Regions from separate parts of the Homo sapiens genome. Here regions 1 and 3 are each linked to region 2. Evidence: chromatin contacts called from ENCODE Hi-C or POLR2A ChIA-PET data. All regions are on one chromosome and are shown on one strand. The core of a region is the stretch at or near the end of the contact, and the rest is flanking DNA. Distances in the headings are between cores, read along the strand shown. Region 1 overlaps ARHGEF2 (Rho/Rac guanine nucleotide exchange factor 2). Region 2 holds the start of FDPS (farnesyl diphosphate synthase). Region 3 holds the start of ARHGEF2 (Rho/Rac guanine nucleotide exchange factor 2).

What was found. A loop is a pair of places that touch in the nucleus more often than their neighbours do. ChIA-PET counts read pairs that join two places held with the same protein, here RNA polymerase II (POLR2A). Pooled maps may share reads with other maps.
Region 1: a pooled map shows a loop between it and region 2 (3-fold over the local background). The contact joins the enhancer-like site here to the promoter of FDPS in region 2. A Hi-C loop is called at or near these places in 2 of 50 pooled maps.
Region 3: a loop to region 2 is called in a pooled map, with 5 times the contacts of the local background. The contact joins the promoter of ARHGEF2 here to the promoter of FDPS in region 2. A Hi-C loop is called at or near these places in 6 of 50 pooled maps. POLR2A ChIA-PET finds 5 or more read pairs at or near these places in 3 of 52 experiments (MCF 10A, T-cell and activated T-cell).

The regions. Positions count from the first base shown.
Region 1 is chr1:155,959,159-155,961,858 of GRCh38, reverse strand. It overlaps ARHGEF2 (Rho/Rac guanine nucleotide exchange factor 2), which reads left to right. Exons shown (of 22, transcript NM_001162383.2): 11 at 1-198. Among named protein-coding and RNA genes, the nearest start is that of MIR6738, 9.2 kb to the right of the region's middle. RefSeq lists an enhancer at 1-337. Within about 2 kb of position 1,403, at least 6 of the 41 ENCODE cell types and tissues checked have a DNase peak (open chromatin) inside an H3K27ac peak, as active enhancers do.
Region 2 is chr1:155,307,515-155,310,214 of GRCh38, reverse strand. It overlaps FDPS (farnesyl diphosphate synthase), which reads right to left and starts at 1,349. Exons shown (of 11, transcript NM_002004.4): 1 at 1,250-1,349; 2 at 250-426; 3 at 10-172. The coding sequence starts at 425. It also overlaps a transcript of PKLR not described here. RefSeq lists enhancers at 990-1,159, 1,490-1,619, 2,522-2,591.
Region 3 is chr1:155,977,042-155,979,820 of GRCh38, reverse strand. It overlaps ARHGEF2 (Rho/Rac guanine nucleotide exchange factor 2), which reads left to right and starts at 1,274. Exons shown (of 22, transcript NM_001162383.2): 1 at 1,274-1,456. The coding sequence starts at 1,394. ARHGEF2-AS2 (ARHGEF2 antisense RNA 2) reads right to left here and starts at 1,182. Exons shown (of 3, transcript NR_183460.1): 1 at 1,127-1,182; 2 at 366-501. RefSeq lists enhancers at 80-129, 1-138, 600-669 and silencers at 1,010-1,059, 1,120-1,279.

The sequences.
Region 1 (2,700 bases), core at 154-2,653, 650 kb before region 2:
AGCTGCTGTCCAATGTGGACGAGGGTATTTATCAGCTGGAGAAAGGGGCCCGTCTGCAGGAGATCTACAACCGCATGGACCCTCGGGCCCAAACCCCAGTGCCTGGCAAGGGCCCCTTTGGCCGAGAGGAACTTCTGAGGCGCAAACTCATCCACGATGGCTGCCTGCTCTGGAAGACAGCGACGGGGCGCTTCAAAGGTCAGACCTGCTCGGCAGACTAGGCAGGAATTCAAAGTCAGATGGAGAGTGGGAGATGCCTGCAGGTCTTAGAATCAACCTCTCTTGGCCGGGTGCAGTGGCTCAACGCCTGTAATCCCAGCACTTAGGGAGGCCGAGGCGGGCGGATCACGAGGTCAGGAGATTGAGACCATCCTGGCTAACACAGTGAAACCCTGTCTCTACTGAAAATACAAAAAATTCGCCGGGCGTGGTGGTGGGCGCCTATAGTCCCAGCTACTCAGGAGGCTGAGGCAGGAGAATGGCGTGAACCCAGGAGGCGGAGCTTGCAGTGAGCCCAGATTGCACCACTGCACTCTAGCCTGGGTGACACAGCAAGACTCCATCTCAAAAAAAAAAAAAAAAAAGAATCAACCTCCCTTTATGCAGCCCATACAACAGTGAGACTCAGTGGGAGAGAAAAATAGGATCTCTGTGGCAGAAAAGCCTGAATTCTGCAGTTAACTTTATGGACCATACAGGGCCTTCCCTATCAGTATTTTATAATTTCTTTGGTCCTTGCATGCCTAGAGAGCTACTAGTTTTACTGAGGAAGACAAAGAAGCTCTCAGACTGGAGGACAGGATCAGTTGATTCCCCCAGCTGGAATCCCAGCTACCAGGGATGGGAGTAAGCAAGAGCTTTGGGGAGCGCAGCCAGAGGAGGCCCAGAGGAGGGGACTGAGCCGGTGAAGGACAGGCAGGGAGGAGAAGAGACAGCAGGGCAGAGGGAGCAGATCAGGGGCCAGGGCACACTTTCCCAGGCTCTCTTTCCAGAATTTGTCTGCACTGGCAAAGTCTTTCTCACCTAAATCAAAGCAAGAGAATAGCAGGCCTTGGCTTTGGGGATGAGATGTGAGGGACAATAGGAAACTGTGATACCTGAGGCCAAAGCCTGCCTGAGCCTCTGTACCTGTGTCATGAAATCCCTGCTCCCTGGGTTTGGATATTGTCAGTCTTCACCAGCCTCTTTCCTTTATCCCTTTCTCTCCTTCCCATCTCTCCCACGCAGCAGCTAAGAATATAAACCATGGGGGATTAAAAATAGCAAGGCTGGAGAGTGTTATTTCTGAAGCATTTAGCAAAAGCCCTCCCCTTCTGTGTGCCCACAGTTTAGTAAAATCCCCAAGGGCAAAGGAGGAGTGTATGTTTTCTCTCTCTTTTTTTTTTTTTTTAGAAACAGGGTCTCGCTTTGCTGCTCAGGCTGGGGTGCAGTGGTGCAGTCATAGCTCACTGTAACTCAAACTCCTGGGCTCAAGTGATCCTTCTGCCTTAGACTCCTGAGTAACTGGGACTACAGACCTGCACCACCACACCCAGCACATTTTTAAATTTTTTGTAGAGATAAGATCTTGCTATGTTGCCTAGGCTAGTCTTGCTCAGACTCCTGGCCTCAAGTGATTCTCCTGCCTCAGCCTCCCAAAGTGCTGGGATTGTAAATGTGAGCCACTATGCCTCGCCCTCTGTTTTCTTGATTGTGACATCCAAGTTTTATGGAATTGATCTTTGTTTCCTCCCTCAGTCTTGGAGTGCTGACCCCATAGGATCTGAGAGCTTGGAGTGTGAAGCAGAGAAAGAAATTGAAGCAGGGGCCTGCTGGGGTTGAAGGAGATGGGTGGGTGAGGGATGGTCTTTCAGTCCTCTGCGAGAGGAAGGAAACTTTCTCCCTCCCTACCAAGCTCAAAATTAGAAGTGGGAATATGCCAGGACAGGGAGAATTTAGGTCAGATAGCCGTAAAGGTCTTCCTTAGTTAGATATTAGAAATGGAATTTAAAGGCTAAAAAATGTGGTCCAGGCTGGGCACGGTGGCTCATCCCTATAATCTCAGCACTTTGGGAGGCTGAATCAGGCAGGCAGATCGCCTGAGGTCCGGAATTCGAGACCAGCCTGGCCAAGATGGTGAAACCCCATCTCTACTAAAAATACAAAAATTAGCCAGGCATGGCAGCATTCACCTGTAGCCACAGCTACTTGGGAGGCTGAGGCATGAGAATCGCTTGAACTCAGGAGGCAGAGGTCACAGTGAGCAGAGATCACACCACTGCCCTCCAGCCAGGGCGACAGAGCGATACTTGGTCCCAAAAAATAAAAAATAGGCCAGGCGCAGTGGCTGATGCCTGTAATCCCAGCACTTCGGCAGGCCAAGGCAGGCAGATTACTTGAGGTCAGGAGTTAGAGACCAGCCTGGCCAACGTGGTGAAACCCCGTCTCTACAAAAATGCAAAAAATTAGCCAGGTGTTGTGGCGTGCTCCTTAATCCCAGCTGCTCAGGAGGCTGAGGCAGGAGAATCGCTTTTTCCTGGGAGACAGAAGTTGCAGTGAGCCAAGATGGCACCACTGCACTCCAGCCTAGGCGACAGAGTGAGACTCCGTCTCAAAAAAATAATAATAGAATCAAATTAAATTAAAAATAAATAAAAAATAAAAGTATGGTCCCTCTTGCTCTGGGGAACCTTATGAATCTCACAAAAATCTTGGACCCTG
Region 2 (2,700 bases), core at 100-2,599:
ATCCCTCACCTCCTTGAGCCGGGCAATAGCATCTCCTATCTCTGGGTGCCCCATCTCATCCTCAGTCAGCACCCTAACGATCTGGGAGAAGTGCTGAACGAAATCCTGCTTTTCTTGGGCATAAACATCTGAATTCTGGTCTCCGTTCATTCTGAGGGAGGAGCAAAGGGCTCTAAGTAGAAGAAAAACAAGTCAGAAACCTGATCAGCTGCTCCCCTCCCCAAGGCCCCTCACCCCAACCACACTCACCGAGGTTCCTCTGTCCACGCTTGGCACCAGCAGCGGGCACTGTGCCAGGCCAGGACTGGGTACCCGTGCACCAGGGAGGGCCGCCGTAGGGAACCCAGCCACCTCTCCCGGGGTGCCCAGTAGGGGGCTGGCAGCAGGAAGACCCCCACAGATCTCAACCAGCGGGACAGGGGCATCCTGGGAGTGGCATAGGGAGGGGGCACTAAGCACTCCCTGCAGGGGCAAGCACCAAAGGCAGAGGCATGGTGGCAGCTCCCCAGATAACTCCCACCCCAGCCTTAGCCCAGAGTGCCCCTCCCTCTTGTGGAATGTGCTTGGGGACAATTACAGGAAGGATACGCAGGGAACAAAAAAGTATGGCTGGGTGACTGAGACCCAACTAATCACCACTTACAATAAACAGGCTAGAACTCAGTGCCTTCAAGATGGCGTGCACAAGGCTGGGTAAGGAGGCGGTACAGAGTAAAGTACCCCAGGATTAGGGGCTGAAAGGACCCTTAAGTCATCCTATTTTACACAAGCCAAACTGAGGCTCTAGGAGGTAGGAAGATAGTAGAGGCAGAGCCAAATCTAGAACCCAGGTCTCCCCTGGGCAGTGGAGAGGGGTGCCCAGGGTCTGAGTTACGCCCCAAGGAGGAAAGAAGCATTGGAGCGAGAACCCATGGGTGCTGCATCCATATGGTCCGGGGTGCTTGAACCGCGCGTCCCAAGCCCCACAGGAATCGCTAGGACTGAGCAGATAGGCTCGGAGCAACTCTGGACGGGAGAGAAGGGCTCGCAGCAAAGGAGTAAACCGGGGTCCGGGCATATTGGGGATTCCAGGAAAGCACAAGGGCAGAGTTGGGAAGTCTCCACACCCCTAGAAGGCCAGCCAGTCTAGCCCACCGACCTTCAAAACGGACACAACAGGCTGGCCTTCCGATGCCTCACAGTATCGTTACAGAAGTAAGGCCCGGTCTCGGCCCCCTTCCTCCAAGGCCCAGCACACATCCTCTCTCACCTGTTCCCAGATACGGATTCCTGCTCGGTCCCGCTTGTTGGCGGGTACTCCTAAAAGCAGAATCCGCTCCGCGATCGGCTCTGTGGGTCGAGTAGTTCCCGCTCTCCCCACACTAAGGGCGGAAATATATAATTAGACTACAACTCCCAATGTGCCCGCGGGAGGGACAGATAACGCGATCCTGCGTGTCCTGGCTGGGCGAAGATGAGCCGCGCTGATTGGCTGCTGGCCGTCGTGTGAGCATGGCGCACTGTGGCACTGTGACGGACGACCAATGGAAGGGCTGAAGTCTAGAGGTCGCGGCTGGAGGCGTCAGTGCCGGAAGCGAGCCAGGCTGGGAACGTCCCCGCTGTGGCTTTGGCTGCCTGTCTTACTCAAGTTTTCATTATCTTCCTGGGCAGCTGATTGGCACGTTAGTAAAACGCAGCAGGACTAGCTTTCTCACTTATTAGTTCTCTAACTTTAGGCAAATCATTTAACGTCTCTGATCCTCAGTGAACTTGCTTGAAACTAGCTTTCCTCATCTGTTGAATGAGGGTGGTAATACCATGAGGTAATGTGTGCAAAGTGCTTTAAGGGCTTAAGAAAGATGAGTCTTGGGCCGGGCACGGTGGCTCACGCCTGTAATCCCAGCACTTTGGGAGGCCGAGGCGGGTGGATCATGAGGTCAGGAGTTCGAGACCAGCCTGACCAATGTGGTGAAACCCCGTCTCTACTAAAAATACAAAAAAAAAAAATTAGTCGGGCGTGGTGGCGCGCGCCTGTAATCCCAGCCACTCAGGAGGGCTGAGGCGGGAGAATCGCTTGAACTCGTAAGGCAGAGGTTGCAGTGAGCTGAGATCCAGCGAACCACTGCACTCTAGCTGGGGAGACAGAGCAAGACTCCGTCTCAAAAAAAAAAAAAAAAAAAGATGAGTCTCACACTTGTAATTCCAGCACTTTGGGCGGATCACCTGCGGTCAGGAATCTGAGACCAGCCTGGTCAACATGGCAAAACCCCTTCTCTACTAAAAATACAAAAATTACCCAGGTGTGCTGGTCCGCGCCTTAATTCCAGCTACGTGGGAGGCTGCAACCTCGCTTCCCGGGTTCAAGTGATTCTCCTGGATTACAGGTGCCTGCCAGCATGCCCAGCTAATTTTTGTGTTTTTAGTAGAGAGGGGGTTTCTCCAGATTGGCCAGCCTGGTCTCGAACTCCTGACCTCAAGTGATCCAGCCACCTCGACCTCTGAAAGTGCTGGGATTACAAGTACGAGCCACTTGGCCCAGGCAGTTATTTATTGATTATAAGCTAAACAAGGGTTGGATTATTCATGCCTCTGCTTTGTAGACCATATACAGTTAACTCCCTGATGTCGACACAGCATGTGGTAGGAGTATAGCGTTGAAGACCACCAGAGGTCACTCTTGTTGCCATCTTGGTTTTGGTAGGTTTTGGCCAGTTTCTTTAC
Region 3 (2,779 bases), core at 25-2,524, 670 kb before region 2:
GGGGTGAGGAGCCCAACCAGCTCAGCCAGTGGTGAGGTAGTGGAGCCCAAAAATAGTGGCAGAGGCTAAAATTGGCACCTACAAGAGTGCTGAGTTGGGCTTGAAACCTGCAGCCTGGCCCCACTGCTGAGCCAGGGCAGAGAACTGCTGGATCTGGGTTGGGTCTCCCCTCCCTCCCTTCTTCTCCCACGCCCTTTGGGGCCAGAATCAGGCAGGACCCTGCTAACCGAAGGCTCTGTCCCAGGCCTCTCTGTGCTTCTGGTTTCTCCAGAGAAATGGGAGACCCTGAGAGGCAGAAATGAACTTCACTGTAAGTGATCATAGTTAGACTGGAGGAGGAATTTTCCCAATAGCAGGAAACTCACCCAAAGGCTGGCTCAGGCTGGGGAAAAGGGTCCAGAGAGATGAATGCCCCACCTTACCCTGCTTCTTGGGGAGAGGCTGGTTGGGCCCTAACTTTCTTTGACTAGGGCAGGCTGGTTTCTGGTCTTTCAGTTCCGGCTTAACTTGCAACAGAGAGAACTGCAGTTAGACACATGGAAGGCCTTCGGTAAAAGTGGAGAATCCCAACCTAGTCCCCCAAAGTAGCTGGCAGAGGCGGAGCTAGGAGGAGGGCAGAGTGGGGTCAGGAAGGCCCCAGAAGGGTGGGGCATGTGGGAGAATTCTCTCCTCTCTGTTCTTCGACCTCTGGGAGTGAATCCTACCCTTCCCGTGTACTGAAGATCCAGCGTTTAGTTCTCCTTTGATTTCCTCTCCCTCTGGCCACCCCTGCCCCCAATCGTAAAAGGGGTCAGTCTGCTCAGGCCTGCTTTGATGGGACCCCGAAGGCCAGGAAGGAACTGGTCCTGGGTTTTCTAAGAGCTGGGGGCGGATGGAATTCTCCTGCCTGCGGGTCTTTAAAGACTGAGGTAACGCAGTAGGGGAGGGAAAAAGGGAGGGCGAGGGGAGAAGGGAAGAAGGGGAGGGCAGAGGGGAAAGGGCCAACCTGGGTCCGGCGAGGGCTGCGGGGCTGGGTTTTAGGAAAAGAAGAGCTAAGAGGCGGGTCTCTGGGGCTAGAGGGCGCCCCCAGGCGCTGGAGGGGAAATAGGCAGAGGGGCCTCTCAAACCTGTCCTAGGACCCTCGTACCTCTCCGAGCTGCCCCCACACAAACCCTGGCGTCCCGTCCTGCGCGCGGGCACCCCGCCCTCCCTCCGCTCCGCCTACCCCCTTCCTGAGCTTGGGCGGGGGAGGAGACTCGGGTTTGAGGAACTGGTGCTGGGTGCCGGGCGAGGGGAGTCAGACTTCCTGTCCCCGAGACCAACGCGTGCGGGCCGAACCCCTCCCCCCGCCTTCCCCCAACAATACAGGACGCCGGGGTCCGCGCCGCGTCCTCCCTGGTCCCCCCGTCCGATTATGTCTCGGATCGAATCCCTCACGCGGGCGCGGATCGACCGGAGCAGAGAGCTGGCGAGCAAGGTGGGCTCGGAAACCCCTCTCCTTTCGCCGCGGTCCTCGGGTGCTCCCCGAACCCCGGCACCCGCGGTGCATCTCCTGTCTCCCCGCCTGCTTTCTGGGCGCCAAAATCGGGCGGAGCGGTGGATCGGCGAGCGGCGGGACGGGGTGGGTGGGGACTGCGAGCGAGTGGGTAGGGGTGGGGGGAGCGGCAGACGCGACGGTGCTGGGATCCCGGGAGGGAGCGGAGCGGACCTGGGCTTGGTCGCCTCCAAGCCGGCGGGACCGAGTGCTTTAGGCCGCTTGAAAGAAAGTTGCTCCGGTAAGGGACGGAGCGGGAAGAGGGAGGTGTGTGTCTCGCGGGTGGGGGCGGTGGAAGCTCCGGCACCTCCTCTCACCCCGGGCCCCACCGGCTTGGGCTTGGCGTGGCGACCCCCCATCACTCCCCAATCGCTGGCTTGGTCGTTCCCCCTTTGTCCCCGCCATCCGGCGGAGGGGACGGGAGGGGGTGGTTTCCCGGCTTCCTCCCACCACCACCACCACCCCTCCAAGACAAAAGTCAGCTCCTCCTCTCCTCGCAAATGGACTTTCCAGCTGTGATTCAGTTCTCCCCTCTGGGTGGGCGGGTGGCTGGGGTCGGGACGGCCGAGGGACGGCTTACTTCCCCCAAACCATCACCTCTAGGTGAAGGGAGCAGAGGTCTTTGTGTAGCTGGGCTCCTTTCCTCCATCCTGAGCCCTTCTGCCTGGAACATAGGGCCTCCATCCCTATCTGCCCCGCCAGCCTCCTAGCTCTTCCTTCTCCCAACCTGAAACCCTTAGGCTGACACACCTGGCACTATGCATTGTGTTCCCTGCCCTTCCTCCTCCTCCCCCAGCGCTCTCATTCTCTTATCTGCTCGTCTTGGGGTCCCTTCACCTAGCATTTCATGAGTCTGGGTGTATAATTATCCACACGCCTCCCCCATCATGACCTCTTGGCCACTCCTCTCCAAGTACCCTTTATCCCTGCCTTTGTACCCAGCCCCATTCCCAAGTGCCCTGACCTTTCCACACCCAGACCCCAGGAAATGATGAAGCTGACTTGCAGGTGAATAAGTCAGAGCTGAAAGGAAGGTGGTGCCTGCAGACAGCACCTCCCAGCTCCTTTGGGGCCCCCGCACTGTACCCATTATCAGAAAGGACAGGTCCCAGCCCAGAGTTGGTTTAATCTCTGGCTTCTCTCCAACCTGAGTGCCCTACTACCCTGGTGCCAGCCTATGCTGATCACCAACTTCAGCCAAGGGAGCAGTACCCCTTAGGAGTCCTTAAGGGTGATGGAAAGCCCTCCCCTCCACCTCCCTGGTAG